Linked DNA regions of Homo sapiens: region 2 is linked to region 1. The links are chromatin loops, found by intact Hi-C in ENCODE. Cell type or tissue: IMR-90. All regions are shown on one strand. Each heading gives the region's core, and the rest is flanking DNA. Links, peaks and the distances in the headings are about the cores only.

Evidence for each region. A loop is a pair of places that touch in the nucleus more often than their neighbours do. Peaks named below come from ENCODE experiments on the same cell type or tissue, not always from the same donor. Only the 100,000 strongest peaks of a DNase experiment are listed, where the experiment ranks them.
Region 2: it touches region 1 in a loop (4-fold over the local background); 3 of 110 quality-filtered maps call a loop at or near these places.

Annotation. Positions count from the first base shown.
Region 1 is chr5:123,666,269-123,674,580 of GRCh38, forward strand. No RefSeq gene overlaps it. Among named protein-coding and RNA genes, the nearest start is that of CSNK1G3, 160 kb to the left of the region's middle. In IMR-90, for the core only: a CTCF peak has its summit at 4,886 (motif pointing right); no DNase peak of the experiment used is centred there.
Region 2 is chr5:124,625,980-124,634,322 of GRCh38, forward strand. No RefSeq gene overlaps it. Among named protein-coding and RNA genes, the nearest start is that of ZNF608, 120 kb to the right of the region's middle. RefSeq lists an enhancer at 5,245-5,294 and a silencer at 6,157-6,451. In IMR-90, for the core only: no CTCF peak of the experiment used is centred there; DNase peaks (open chromatin) are centred at 3,262 and 4,972; H3K27ac peaks cover 2,272 bases.

The sequences.
Region 1 (8,312 bases), core at 1-8,000:
GTTTAGGCTTATGTTTTTTTCTTAGCATATTAATGATATATTGTTATTAACAAACCAAACTTAGACTTAAATAAACCAGTTTATTACTTCTCCTAATTCTATTCATTGATTGGGCAGTTCTGCTGGTTTCACCTGGGTTCACTTATGTGTCTGTAGTTAGCTGGTGGATCAACTGGGATGGCTGAAAAAGATGAAATGTCTGGCCTGTTTGTCTCCACATGGTTTTTCATCCTGGGTGTCTTCACAGCATGGAGATCTCTGTGTACCATGAGGGTGAGAAGCTGCAGACCTCTAATGGCGGCTGAGGCTAGAAAGACACATAGCATCAGTTCTTCTGCATTCTATTGGTCAAAGTAAGTCAGGGGACCAAACCAGTTTCAAGGGGTGGCAAAGTCACATTCAAAATGCGTGTGCATCCACTGGTAGGAGGATTATTATGCCTTTCTTTGGGCACTTAATCTACCATCAGGTTTATCTATTGATTTGTTTTTTGACCTTATTATTATTTGGTTTCATAGTAAAGAATAGAGCAAAGACAATTTTATACTGCTGCCTTTAACAGGAAATCAAGCTATTATTAATTTTAATAATGACAAATAATTTTAAAAACTCAATGTTATGCCTCATTTTTAATGACATAGCACATTTTATTTTTGTACTTTTTAAAGGATTATAAAATAGAACTTAAGAAATGCCTCTACATGTAGGTAATAGCTTCCAGTAATAGTGCAAGGATGCTGAGACCTGATATGGGAAAGTATTTCCCAGTTCATGCAGTATGGGGTAAGAAATTTTGGAATGGAGGTAAGGAAGGCTGGCTTCTACTTTTGATTCCAATTCTCTAAGTCTAGCTTTGAGATCTTGAGAAAATCAGTTTAGTCTCTCCTTAACTACAATGAGGAAGTTCCTAAACTATAAGGTCATACAAGTTGCCTGTGGGATTTATTAAAAATTTAAATTCCTGGTCCCTTTTCTTCTTGACATTTTGACTCAATAGGTCAAAAATAAGGTCTAAGAATCTGAATTTTTAAAATAAGCACTTCAGAAAAAGATTCAAATAAACACAATCAGAAATGACAAGGGGCATATTACCACTGACCCAATAGAAATACAATGACCACCAGAGAATATTATGAACACCTCTATGCACACAAACTAGAAAATGTAGAAGAAATGGATAAAATCCTGGACACATACAACCTCCCAAAGCTGAACCAGGAAGAAACTGAATCCTTGAATAGACCAATAACGAGCTCTGAAATTGAGGCAATACTAAATAGCCTACCAAAAAAACAAAACAAAACAAAACAAAAACAAAAACAAAACCCAGGACCAGACAGATTTACAGCTGAATGCTACCAGATGTACAAAGAAGAGCTGGTATCATTCCTCCTGAAAGTACTCTAAAAAACTGGGGAGGAAGGACTCCTCCCTAACTCATTCTTTGAGGCCAGCATCATCCTGATTCCAAAACCTGGCAGACACACAACAAAAAAAGAAAACTTTAGGTCAGTATCTTTGATGAACATTGCTGCAAAAGTCCTCAACAAAATACTGGCAAACTGAATCCAGTAGCACATCAGAAAGCTTATCCATCACAATCAAGTAGGCTTTATCCATAGGATCAAGGTTGGTTCAACATATGCAAATCAATCAATGTGATTCATCACAATAACAGAACTAAAGACAAAACCATATGATTATCTCAACAGATGCAGAAAAGGCTTTCAATAAAATTCAACACCCCTTCATATTAAAAACTTTCAGTAAGCTAGGTATTGAAGGAACATGCTTCAAAATAATAACAGCCATCTGTGATAAAACCACAGCCAATATCATACGGAGTGAACAAAAGCTGGATGCATTCTTAAAAACCAGCACAAGACAAGGATGTCCTCTCTCACCACTTTTATTCAACATAGTATTGGAAGTCCTGGCCAGGACAATCGGACAAAAGAAATAAATAAAGGGGATCCAGATAGGAAGAGGAAGCCAAGCTATTCTGGTTTGCAAATAACATGATTCTATATCTAGAAAACCCCATAATCTCATCCCAAAAGCTCCTTAAGCTAATAAACAGCTTCAGCAAAGTCTCATGATACAAAATCAATGTGCAAAAATTATTAACATTCCTATACACCAAAAACAGTCAAGCTGAGAGCCAAATCAGAAACACAATCCCATTTACAATCGCCACAAAAAAGAAAAAGTACTAAGAATACGGCTTACCAGGGTGGTGAAATATCTCTACAAGAACTATAAAACACTGCTCAAAGAAATCAGAGATGACACAAACAAATGGAAAAACATTCTATGCTCATGGATAGGAAGAATTCATACTGTTATAATGGCCATACTGCCCAAAGCAATTTATAGATTCAATGCTATTCCTATTAAACTACAATTGACATTCTTCACAGAGCTAGAAAAAGCCATTTAAAAATTCATATGGAACCAAAAAAGAACCAAATAGCGACGGCAGTCCCAGGCAAAAAGAAGAAAGCTGGAGGCATCACACTACCCAACTTCAAACTTTACTACAGAGCTACAATAACAAAAATAACATGGTACTGGTACAAAAACAGACACGTAGACCAATGGAACAGAATAAGGAGCCTAGAAATAAGGCCGCACACCTACAACCATTTTATCTTTGACAAAACTGACAAGAACAAGCAATGGGGAAAGGGCTCTCTATGCAATAAATGGTGCTGGGATAACTGGCTTATGCAGAAGATTGAAATTGAACCCATTCCTTACACTATATACAAAAATCAACCCAAGACAGGTTAAAGACTTAAATGTAAACCCCAAAACTATAAAAACCTTGGAAGACAACCTAGGCAATACCATTCTGGACACAAGAATGGGCACAGATTTCATGACTAAGATGCCAAAAGCCATTGCAACAAAAGTAAAAATTGACAAATGGGATGTAATTAAACTAAAGAGCTTCTGCACAGCAAAATAAACTATCAACAGAGTGAACAGACTACCTACAGAATGGGAGAAAATTTTCCCAAACTGTGCATCTGACAAAGGTCTAATATCCAGCATCTATAAGGAACTTTACAGGAAAAAAAAGCACTATTAAAAAGTGGGTGAAGATCATGAACAGACTTTCAAAAGAAGACATACATTGTGGCCAAAAAGCATATAAAAAATGCTTAATATCACTGATCGTTAGAGAAATGCAAATCAAAACCATAATGAGATACCATCTCACACCAGTCGGAGTAACTATTATTAAAAAGTCAAAAAATAACAGATGCTGGTGAGGTTGCAGTGAAAAAAGAATGCTTATAAACTTCTGGTGGGAGTGTAAATTCGCTCGATCATTGTGGAAGATAGTGTGGTGATTCCTTAAAGAGCTAAAAACAGAACTACCATTTGACCCAGCAATTTCATTACTGGATATATAGCCAAAGGAATATAAATTGTTCTGTCATAAAGACACATGCATGTTTATGTTCATTGCAGCACTATTCACAATAGCAAAGACATGGAAGCAACCTAAATGCCCATCAGTGACAGAGTGGATAAAGAAAATGTAGTATGCATACAGCATGCAGCCATAAAAAAGAATGAGATCATGTCTTTTGCTGGAACATAGATAGAGCTGGAGGCCATTATCCTTAGCAAACTAACACAGGAATAGAAAGCCAAATACTGCATGTTGTCATTTATAAGTGGGGGCTAAATGATGAGAACATGTGGACACACAGAGGGGAACAACGCACACTGGGGTCTATCAGAGTGTGGAGGTTGGAAGGAGGGAGACTATCAGGAAAAATAACTAATGGGTACTAGACTTAAAATTTAGGTGATGAAATAATCTGTACAACAAAACCCCATGATGCAAGTTTTTACCTGTGTAAAACACCTGCACATGTACCCCAAACTTAAAATAAAAGTTAAAAAAAAATAAGCACTTCTTATAATTTCATTGCCAGGAATGGTGACTATACTTTGAGAAATATTTTATATTATAAGTATGATAGAACTTTGGAAACCTCAAAACCTGTGCCTACTTTCAAAATTTTATTAATTATGAAATGCATACTTAAAATGTTTGTTCACTGAGCAATGATTAGCTATTTGTCTGCATCATTTATAATGTCTTTGTGAATAAACATTCTAACTTGTAGGCAATGCTTTGCATCTGTTATTTTGCAAATAAAAGAAAAATTTGTTTCTCATGACCACTATTAAATCTGTTGACTTAAAAAAGTACATATTTTTGTGATTCTCAACATCATATCAGACTTTTCTTTCTTGACACATGAAATTGAAATAATATCACTAATATTACAATTAATCATAGAGACATGGGGGTGGATGTTCAAGGACTTGAAAAGCTGTATCTCACACTGTCTAATATGTGAAAGCATTAGGTTGTCTTTTAGGGAAATTACTTGTTATTATTCAGACATATCCCATCCACTTCAAAGTTGGTCCTAAGCAATGAGAAGTGAAAATTATTAAAATGAAGTTTGCATATATTAGGTGCTCAGAGTACTAAATAAAACAATTTACTTTTACATCAGAAAATAGAATTCAACGACTTAACATTAAATGGTCCAAGGTCAATGTCACCAACATATAACTTGCAACAGACAGAATAAGAGATCAGGACATATGATTTAGTAGTAAGCTACTGTAGGAATATTCACTTGCAGAGTTTTGTTGTTTTGTTTTTTTTTTTTAGACTTTATGGGCCACATTTTTAGCTTGAGGGCCATACAAAAATGGGCCACAGACCGCATACTGCCCCTGATTATAATAAAAACATATGTCAAACTATGAGTAAGATTGATTCCTGGTTTTAAACATTGTGTTAGTAATTTAGGTGACAACTTTTTTGGTTAGGGCAACTCTCCATTCGGCCACTTGATGGCAGCATTTACTATGTGCTAACATTGAACTTCAATTTTTTTTTTTTTTTTTTTTTTTTTTCTCCTCTTTAGGTTGTTCAGCCTCGTTTAACATTGGTGGTGGAAAAAAGATTGATAGCAATGCAAATGTATTTATAACCACGAGAGATAGCCACCTTCCACCCCAATTAGCCTTTGCATTGATTTACTGAGGAAAAACATCTATTACCGAAAAAGTCTTACAGATTAGTGTTGCATTATTTTGTTACAGTTGAAATATCTGTAGGAAAAGTGATCTCACAGATCTCATTTTAATCTAACCAAAAATGTACTTTCCCCAATAATTAAAAAAAAAAAGATTTATCATTGAGAATGCAGCTCTGGTTCAGAATGCTATACTACAGCTTTTCCCCTTAAAGCTATATACTTAGTTATTTGAATATTTTTTAATAATGAGCTTGTGTCACATTTTAGGTCTTTAAAAAGAGATTTATTCATGAGCTGTTGCTTGAATAAAGCCATTGATCTACCAAAAAAATTTCCTATTTCTCAATTTCTTTGTGAGAATATAATTACGATCTGAATTAGTCTTTAAAAAAAATAAAAGAGCATACTGCTTCCTGAAATACATTTTGTACCCCCCAAATAATGGAGCTGCAGCTGAGACTTTTCCTGCAGAAAAAAAAAAACTTACCAGTAATGATTCTATAAACATCCTGGCAACAACTTTCTAGGGGAGGGTTCACTAGGAGAACTCCCATTTGAGATTTACATGGAGCACAAATTGGTAAATTTATAAGGCGGTTACGATTTCGTGCTTTTGGCTTGAAAGGAGGGAATCATTTTTTTGTTTGTTTTTAAACCACCCCTTCTTCTCCTCTGGCCCCTTATTTCTCCCAAAAAAAATGGCATTTGGAAGAGTTTGGTGGCTTTACTTTCCTTTTTTTTTCTGCTCCATGATTGGAGAAGATTCCCATATTATAATATATTGCCATTTGAATTTATATGTCAGAGCAAGGTTAAAGTACTCAACAGTAGAGTTGTAAAGGAGGCTCTTCTGGGGCCACTGGGCCTGTGTAAATGGCAAGAATGTAGCATGGGAAGTCTTGGACCATGAGTTTATATAAATAACTTTGTGGGTGGATATAAATATTCTGGGGAGGCGATTCCAGCTCTGCTGTTTTCACAGGCTCAACTCTATTTTCCTGAGCTCTGTGTATGTTTACTTACATACAATTGTATATTTCCTTCTGTTTATACACAGTTGGGTTTTCTGGCCCTATATAAGGAGATTTATGTTCCACACACATTCTTCCTATAGCTCATCTCACGCTAGTTAAACATTTTTTATAAAAGAAAACTAATGCAAGATTACCGTAGAAACCTTAGAAAATATGGATAAGTGAAAATAAATAAAAGCATATATCTTACCATGCTATTATTTGTTACAGTCTAGCACTCCCTCTATATATATGTATGCACACACACACATACATACACACACTTACAAATAAATACAAATCTATATTATAAAAATTAGACCATGCACTAGTTTTGCACAGGTTTTTCCCAACCCAGCTGAATACAATTTCTATTGCTATACAATTCACTTCTATTCCTCTTCTTTTTAACACAAGAATATATTTCTTATTATGCTTCACCTTTATATTTCTTATTATGAGGAATACTACTTGGCTTGGATTCCTGGAAAAGATACTACCTGACTTGGACCCCTGGTATGATCGTGTCCCTGTGGGAATTCATACAGAGGACCCAACCACAGACGGCCTGATGACAACAGGGAATACTTTCAAAATTATATAGGAAGTTGAATGCTAGATTTGACAGGCTTAATTGCTGATATGTTCAGTTTCGAATGAAATCAATGTGGGAAAGAAAAAGGAAATAATAGCTCTGACAGCTTTCCCAATCTGCAGCATTTGCTGTCTGTAAAGTCTTGTTAAATTCTAGCCAGCAGTTTAGGAAGGAAAAGCTGAAGTGAATGCACCAGAGAGGGGCTGACTGTCCTTTTAGGAGAGGCTTGTTTTCAATCTGCCTGGTGCTCAGAGATATCGAGTGCCCACAGGACAATGCTGTCCCTCCCACTGGTGATGAAAGGTACTGGGAACTTGTTACCTATAAATGCCAACTGTAAGTTGCAACAGCTTCAGCAACAGCTGTCTCGCCAATTACCCAGTGGTGTGTGTGTGTGCATTCCTGCATTCATGCACATTGTTTCATTTATGTTGACTCTTCTGGTTAGCATAGTCTAATCAAAGGCCAACCACTGGAACCTGGGTCAGTGTACCTGGCCTCCCAGTGTGTGGTGTCTGAATACAGGGACCTAGTTTGATTATAGTGAGATTTACTCCATTATCCTCAGCTGTATCTCATTTAAGGCTGGACAAAAAGGTCTCAGAAAAGCGAATGAAGCATAGAAGTGCTGGTGGTTTGATATGAGGGTAGGAGTAGAGAAAATGTGAAAGTTATTGAGGCGTTCCTGCTTGTCAGAACATTTTGGGAGTCTCCCTAAATTCTGAAGCCAACTTAGGGTTGAGCAAGTTTGTTCAATGAGCTTGGTAAGCCCTGTAGCCTAAAGACTGGTTCTGGGTTTATAATAGTAGAGTGCTGTGTTTTTTTGTTGTTTTATTTGTTGTTGTTTTTTTTTTGTTTTATTTGTTGTTTTGCCATTTGCAAGTGTTGAACTCATGTGAATTTTTTATCTGTTCAATAAAAAATTACCCAGAGAGTTGAAATTGGCATTGATTTTTAATTTCTACAGAAGTTATTACAGATATATATCAGTGTCAATTAAAACAGTTTCATTGCGTACTACATATAGGAAATCAAATTTCATAATTGCATTTAGCATATGGGCAGTAGTACTGATTTCAGAGATTAAAGGTCATTGGTGATTAGGCTCTGAGTTTAAATAAAATTACATTATATTTTTTCCTCTTCCTCCTAGATTGCAAACATGATGGACAGGAAATGCTGGCATGACTTAGAATTACCTAGTAAAAGTCATGTTGATGCCTGTTTTCTGTTTGCCTTCTTTCTTGCACCCCATCCTCCATAATTGCAAAGATAACTTGAAGGTAAACGTGTTTTTTTTTTTTTTTTTGAGGCAGATCTCACTCTGTCGCCCAGGCTGGAGTGCAGTGGCGCGATCTCGGCTCACTGCAGCCTCTGCATCCCGTGTTCAAGTGATTCTCCAACCTCTGCCTCCCTGGTAGCTGGGACTATAGGCATCCACCACCACGCCTGGCTAATTTTTGTTTTTTTTTTGGTAGAGACAAGGAGGTTTCACCACGTTGGCCAGGCTGGTCTCGAACTCCTGACCTCAACGGATCCACCCACTTTGGCCTCCCAAAGTGCTGGGATTACAGGTATGAGCTACTGTGCCCGGCCCATATCATTGTTTATTATTATTATTAT
Region 2 (8,343 bases), core at 196-8,195, 960 kb after region 1:
GCTGGCCTCCACTCCATTTTATTCAACTTGCTTCTCACTATATGCTTTAGTTTAAATGCTTCAGCAAACTCTGATCTGTGCATTTTAAATCTGTGAGCTGCCTGTCCCACAATTACAGGATAGCATGCCTGGCTGTGTAGCTGAAGGTTACTGTTGCCTCAAGGTTGTGTCCACACGACACCTCATCTGCCATTCTGCCCCTCACCTGTATTCCAACCACAATGTTTCCCATGCTTTCCCTTAAACACTTCAGACACATTCTCACCTCAGGACCTTTGCACCTGCTCTTCCCTCTGCCTGAAACATTTCCTGAGACATCTGCATGACTTGCTCCTTTAGTGCCTTCAGATGTCTCTTCCCTGAACCTCCTACAGAAAATTATGTCATTTTCCCAACAACAATTTCCAATTCTCTAACACCAACTGGGTGTCCTACAACCCAGTTCAATTCGGACATTACTTGGAGTGAGTGCAGATCCACAGAGTTAAGGATTCAGTCCCACAAGACTTCCTTCACTTCAGGTGCCAGCCACAAACGGGGTCCCCAGACTACCTGCATTTCTGCCCAGCCAACTGCAAATTTGAGGCTTCTCATGATCCCCTTGTGGTTCAATAATTTGCAAAAGTGACTCACAGAACTCAGGAAAGAGTTATAATCTCAGTTTTATTATGAAGAATACAACACAGAACAGCCAAATAGAAGAGATGTGTAAGACAAGGTATGGAGACAGGGGTGGCACAGAGCCTCCATGCCCTCCCCAGGCATGCCACCACCCAGCACATGGGTTCAGCAGCCCCGTTCACCAGCTCCCTAAACCTTGTTTTTGAAGAGTTTTTATTGAAGGGTCATTATATAGCCATGGCTGATTAAATCACCAGCCATTGGTGACAGGACTCAATCTCCAGTCCTTCTTCCCTGCAAAAGTTCCAACCCTCTAATCACGAGGTTGGTTCCTCTGATGACCGGCCCCTTCCTGAAACTACCTAAGGGCCCGCCAAAAGTAACCTCATTAGCGTAAAGTCAGGTAAGGTACAAAAGGGTTCATTATGAAAAATAAAACCTTCTAGAGGTTGTGGGTGAGGCAAATTCTCAAAGAAAGGAGGCAGATCAATGGCATCTCTACTGTATCCTGACATGACATTTGCTCACTCATTCATCTGACAATACTTAAGTGCCTGTTTTAGGCGAAACACTGTTCTGGATGCTGGAGACAGAATAGTAGGAAAAAATGATTAGGTCCCTGCTCTTATGGAGTTTATATTCTAATGGCAGGAGAGGCCATAATCAGATACACGAACAAATATTTAACATGTCATTTGATGGTAAACAAAATGGAAAAAGTAAAGTACGACAAAAGAGGAAGCACTCAGGGAAAAGGGGGACATTTCTATTTTGTGGTATAAAAAATAAGTGTATATATATATATACTTGTATACACTATATATACACTATATAGTATATACATACATATATACACTATATAGTGTATATACATACATATATACACTATACATATATACATATATGTATATATGTGTGTATATATACATATATGTATATATGTGTGTGTATATATACATATATGTATATATGTGTGTATATATACATATATGTATATATGTGTGTATATATACATACATATGTATATATATACACATATATGTATATGTAGACTATATATACATATATATGCACATATATATGTATATGTAGTCCCTCTAGCTGACCCGAAAAGACCACTTGTTCACATGTATATATGTATATGGTCTTTGCCACCCCACAATTGCTGGCACAGAGCTCCTAAAACCCTTGGAATCACAGGAGTGTTGACAGTCCTATATAATTCCATACGCCTCTCCCAAATCCGGCCCAGCCACATTTGGTTATTCCTTGGATGGAAATCCACTGCACTTGGCACAGGAATTTGGAGTGCAAACTGAAAGGCTAGGTCAGTTAAATGATGGTGAGAAACGAGCCCTCGTGAGCTCCATAGCAATTTCAGGCCACGTTCAATTACAAGAATAGGGAAGTCACAAAGAGGTAGAAACGGTCTGTCTGCAGAAGCGGGAGAACGGGACAGAGACACCAAGAGAAGAAGGGGTAAGAGATTATGTGATATTTGAGCGAGATTTAGGGATTTTCTAGACACCAACAACCACTATGACCTGCCAATTCCCTTCCTATCCTTGGATAGTGAGACGGATTCTTATACGCTTTCAATAAACCTTCTTTGTAACTAAGCTGGTTTGCGTGAACTTCTGCTCCTAGTCATAAATATTCCTTCGACAAAGGGCTTAGATGAAAGTGGTGTGGGGAGTCAAAAGAAGCCAAAAATAGGAGCCAGCTTAGCAACTGTTCCCGCCCCACACTGCCCAGCCTCCACTCCCTCAGCAAGTTCATTCTATCCTGTGGCCCCTGGGCCTGGCCACTTCCATCCTTTCTCTTGAGAATCTGCAATTAGAACTGGAAGATGACAGAGAGTATTGCCAGTCAGGCGAGGTCATGTGTTTGGAGAATCAGAGAGAGCCAGTGTGCAGAGAGAGGAATGAGGCAGAGGAGGAGTAACAGCGACAAAACAAACCACGATGTGTGTGAGAGAGAAGCTTCCATGGTGCCTAGACCTCCCAGGTCCCACCAGTGCCAGCCCCTAGGAAGCTTGGACACACTTGCCACCCTTGCTCCTGTAAGAACCCCTCTGTTCTTACATCTGTCTACTTTGCTTACATTTGCTTGAATAGATTTCTGTGATTTACGCCTTAAACATCCTTGACCAAGGCACAGTGGCCCTGGAAAGCAGGAGGTACACAGGGGAGCCCTGCTAAGCATTCAGAGGGAGGCTTCCAGGCCTGCGGAGTTGCTGACATCGAGTGGGACAAGATTAGAGATTCTCAGCCTCCCAGGAGGATATCGCATTCATGTTAGGTGCCAATTCATCAATTTCCACCACTGGACGATGACAAGGGAGTCCCTCTAGCTGACCCGGGAAGGCCACTTGCTCACCCACCACACCCTGAGCACACCTCATCCACTGGAGTCAGTCAGAGGAATGTCCCTGGGCCCCATAGGCTTCCAGAAGCTACATTGCCACAGTGTGAGGACTGTCAAGCTGGAAGCCATTTAGAGGCTGGCTGCTCACAGGCACCGGGCGAGCTCGGCGCTGGCTCTCTCTGCTTCTGACTCCTCAGCTCCCTGCCAGTGCCTGACAGGGGTGGAGTGACTCACCGCATATCCCTACCTCTGAGCACATCTGTGGCTCCCCAGTGTCCCGTGATGGCCCAGCCCACAGCACCGCAGGGTCAGAGGCTTCCTCGGCTGTCTGCTGGGGCCTCTCCATGAGTCATCCCTGCTTCAGCCCTCAGCAGCCCTCAGCAGAGGGAACGGTCTGGTCACCAAGCTGTTGTCACAAAATCCACCTTTTATGGTCTGCCTCCCAGTATCTTATCACTGAGGGGATGGTGGGGGCTGGGGATGGCAGACACACGGGCACCTGGGGGTTTCTGAGGCTGAGCACAGCAGGCTCCCAGGTTTATGAGCTTTCGAGGCAGAGTCTCACAGTGAGTGCTTGTCTTCATGGCAGACCTTCTTGGCCAGCACTAGGTCTGCAGAGTTCAGCTTTGCTCAGCTTTACGGAGACATCTATGTGCTCATCCAGAGGTGGGAGGGGGTGCCCCACTCTGTCTATAAGTGGGAGAGGGCAGGGCCTGGGCACCCTATCCCCAGGACACAGGACCTGGGCACCCAGTACCTAGGCCCCTCACAGGTACTCAGGAAATACTTCCTGAATGAATTCTGTCTCATGACCTGCTCACCCACTTTCAAAATTCCTTCTTTTGAAGGAATTAACCCTACCCCAAGGGTTTGCAGTCACTAGATCTGCTGGGTGGGTCACTCGCCCACCACTCACCCAATCAGGGACAAATTCAGGTTGGTAGAGGGGCAGGAAAATGAGGCCAGTCCTTTTTCTTCTTCCCTACCAGACACATTCTGCTCTGCTGAGAGTGGAGAGAGGGCCAAAGGCAGAGAGGATTATGCCCCCACCCAGCTGGAAGTTCTAGGGGTTGCCCACCCATTCTTTCCCTTCCAGCAAGAGTGAGATGGCTTTCTGAGACTTGGTCAACGCCCTTTCCTAACGTTGATAACTCTAAGTCAGAGACCCCAAGCTAAAGCCTGGTTTCTCTTTCTCCTGAAGGAATCTCCCTTGTTCCTGATATGGTGAGATTCTCCCTCTGCCAGTGGGCTAATTTGTTCTTTCTCTTTCCAATTTTGGTATACCAGGGCTCAACGCTTGCCCTTCCTAACATTCCAGTCCCTTCACCCCTCCACCCACCCCTCCTAATTATGTCTAAATTCTAGTAAAAATGGTCCTGAGTTCCTCTTTTCTGTCCAGAGTGCAGAACTTGCTTTGGGGGAGAAGGTAGGTCCCTGTTCTTTCTTATAGGCTGTAAGTTCTGGGGAACCTCTGAAGAGCAGAGTGTGTGTGTGTGTGTGTGTGTGTGTGTGTGTGTGTGTGTGTGTATGCATGTGTGCGTGTGTGCTAGGGAATGGTGGAAGAGAGTGGCACCTTTCCTCCTACCCATAGAGTCTTACTCAGCTGTGTCATGGAAGAGAGAGAAAAGAAAGACGGTAGGTTTCTGAATCTCTTCATGTTCCTTCGGAACAGTGCGTTCAGTGCAGCCCTGTGCCCGCTATCCTAATTCTACCCAATCACCAGATTCTCTAAGGAAAAATCAGTTACAGCGGAGGGTCTCTGTGAGTTCTGCTGGAGTGTAAACAACTGTCTGCCTCCCACCAGCACCCATCCCAGACTCACACCTCAGGAGAACCCAGAGGACACTAAGAGATTCTACCACGTTTCACTGGCCTCAAAGAAAGTTTCATGCCTCAGACAAAACATTCATCCCCCCCTTCGTTCTCCCCAACAGAATCCTAGTTCTAAGCCATGAGCCACTCCTCCCATGCATGACTCAGGGGCAGATTCTCATCCTTCTTAGCCTGAGGAACTCATGGCAATCCCATTCTCTTCCTGTAATGTTTCAGGAGTCACCATGTGGCCTGGTTCTGGCCAAGGATATGGGAGAGATGCCTGCCAGAGGCATCTGAGGAAGGTTTCTTCCCTCCTAAGAGACACAGGAAGACACAGTTCTCTCCCCTGGACACTGATGTCTCCAGAGAGAGATCTGGAACTCATGTGGCCATAACACAGGGGACAAGCCCAAGGAAGACTGAGCAAAGAGTATCACAGAGAAGCAGAGTCAGCAGCATGCGGGATGATGTCTGGAGATTACCCTGCTCTTGGCTCAGCATTGGGGAGAGAACACATTTCCTTGCAGTTGATGGCAGTTTCAGTCATGGTTTCTGTTACAGGCAGCTGAAAACATCCAGCTGTACAGCAGCCTTGCTAGAAACAGTCTCCCTCTCCATGGTTATTACGCTGAAAGGTCATCCCTACTAGGCTAGGGATTCCACCCCACTTCCCCCACCCTGGAAAATTCCGATCTGGTCTAGGTTGGGTGGCTGGACTACCTTCTCTGGAGAGTGGTGAGGAAGATGGAACTACTTTCTCTTTCAGACCTATAGTTCAGTGACCTCCAGTGATTAAATGGGGCCAGGATGTCTTGATTCAGTGGCCCCTGCCACCCTTATTAGGAAGAATTTTTCAATCAATTTCTGTATTTTGCCCCAACACATACTATTTAGAGCAAAGTCCTCTGAGAAGCCAAGAAAAATCTAGGCATTCATTTTTTGAGGCTCTCACCATATCGAAATAAAGAAGCAATTTCAATATAACATTGCAGAAATTATAATTTAAATGTTTACATCTTGCAAGTAAGTATGTTTCACATATTCCCTTGTCCCTCAGTACACACAAAATACACTGGAGAAGGATCTGGTTAGGGGAGGGTATTTAAAGAGTTAAAGCTGAGGTTTGAGCATCCTTCTTTCTAATATTTTCAAAAATCCCCTGAGACAGTGAGAATGACATCATTTGTAGATAATTGAAAGTACAAATTTGGGGCCCTTTGTCAGAACGTTGGAATGACCCTTTGTAGGAGCCCATGATAGTCTCTGCCAGAATCACAAAAGCATCAGCCTTCCCACCAGCCTCTGACACCCAAGCACCAGTTCCCGTGAAGCCCAACTCTTGTATTCTGAGCTTCTAGTCATCAGATACATATGGTAGAGTATTGAAAGAGGCAAGGGCTGCCATGACAATGAGAAAACAAAAAAAAAGGTAACCTTTTCAGCAACCTCTGCCAGCAATGCACTGAAGAGCCGCTAGGCTCTCAGGATCCTGGGCCTGGAATGTGGAGTTTAACAAGGGCTTGATGCCTGGCTCCAGCACAGGCTGCACAGAGGCTTTGTCTCATAGCAGCCTGGAGAGACACACCATTATTTTCCCCTCTGAAATAATAAGCACTTTAGCAAAGGAAAATCTTGTCAATTCCCTAGGGAGTGTATTATCCCTTCTCTGAAGCAGTATAACATAGGGGTTATGGTCCTGTCACTTACACAGTGGTGTGAACTTGGGCAAATTACTTTAGCTTGATGCCTCAGTTTTTCCAGCTCTAAAATGCGAATAGTAATTGGGTGATTATGAGAACTAAATGAGTTCTTACATGTGAAGTGCAAAGTAAATATACTATAATTTTGATGATGGTCATTATACCAGTTGTAATATTGTATATTATACAGTAGAACTATTATACTATTGTTATTGTGTTAATACTGCCCAGGCAGAAAGGGATTTGTGTTGGGTGGTGTGGCAGGTAGAGTGGTAGCCCCCAAAGATGTCCATGTCCTAATCCCCAGAATCTGTGAAACGGTTGTTACGTGGCAAAGGGGAATTAAGATTGCAGATGGAACTAAAATTGTTAATCAGGTGACATTGAGAGAAGGAGATGATACTGGATTATTTGGATGGATTCTATCTAATCAAAGATCATTATAAGAGGGTGGCAGGAGAGCCAAAGATGTGATGATAGCATGAAAGTAAAAGAGAAAAAGATAACACCTCCATAAATCAGTAGAAAGTTGGGTCAATAAGTAACGATTCTGGTTCCCCAACTTTTCTGACTGAAGAAATCAGTGCTTTAAAACACTGAAGGTAAATAAATAACTTCCAAAGTTTCCAATAGTTGAAAGGAGGAATAGTGCCATGTTAAGTCTCCTTGCCTGAAATTGGGGGGTTGTGAGGGTGACACCCTTGAAAGTTATAGGGGTCATGATTTAGTCCCATAAGAGTTTAGTTTCTTGCAGAGGTGGCAAACAGCCTTCATGTTGCGTGTCAACTTTGGTCTGTTTTTTAGGGACTACTGGGAAAGCTGCACTGAGAAACTTGTTATGAGGTCTCACACACATTCAGGTGGAGAGAATGCGGCAATGATTAGCCACGTCCGTTATGGACACAGGAAAGAAGCTTTGTTCCATCGTACTACTTGCCATTCCAGGTAGACAGGAACATGACAACAGCTGGCCAAGGGTCAGGCTAGTCTGATCAGACCTAAACCTAGACTTGTCCATGGGTGTTATCATGCCTTGTGTTCATGATAGCCCTGGATACTTTAACTTTCTCCATATTGCAGATTTTGATGTTTCCTTTCATTTTATTTTCAAATGTCTAAGTGAAAAAAAAAAACTTCACTGAAATGTATAGTGTATGTGAGAATCTCTCAAAGTTTGTTCCTGTGTATGAAAGAAATGCCTCTCCCTGTGTGAAGAAAATCTGAATTCAATCCCAGCAACTCAATTAAGATTTATCCATTTTTTTCCAGGTTTTCCACTGACAGCCTTCATTCCAGAAGAAATAATATGTATTTTTAGTGGGCTAGCACTGCTAATTGACGTGCTGTGAAATGAATCCAGCCCTCAGATGTGGTTTTAAAATTGAATTCATCTTCAACCTAAAAGAACTACTAATTATTATGTTAAAATCTGGGTCATCCAATTCTTTTTAAAGAGCTAGAGGTCTGGTCCAACTTTATCCACATTGGTCAAATGAGCATCCCCATTCTGTTTACATCGAGTTACAAGGAAACATCGATGGCTTTCCTATCTCCAAAAGCAACAAAGAACGATAGAACTCAGCACTCTACCTGTGGGGCAGGGGCTAGGCATGAGTTCTAAATTTCATACGACCTGTTGGTTGTCACAATTTGTTGGGGAGGTTGCTACTGGTATCTCCAGAGTAGAGGTCAGGAGTACTGCTAAATATACTACAATGCACAGAACAGTTCCCCCACAGCAAAGAATTATCTGGTCCCATATGTCAATAGTGCCAAGGTTGAGAACTCACCCCTTGCTTTAAAGAGTGATTTTGTTAAGAAAAATGAAAAGTCAGACTGG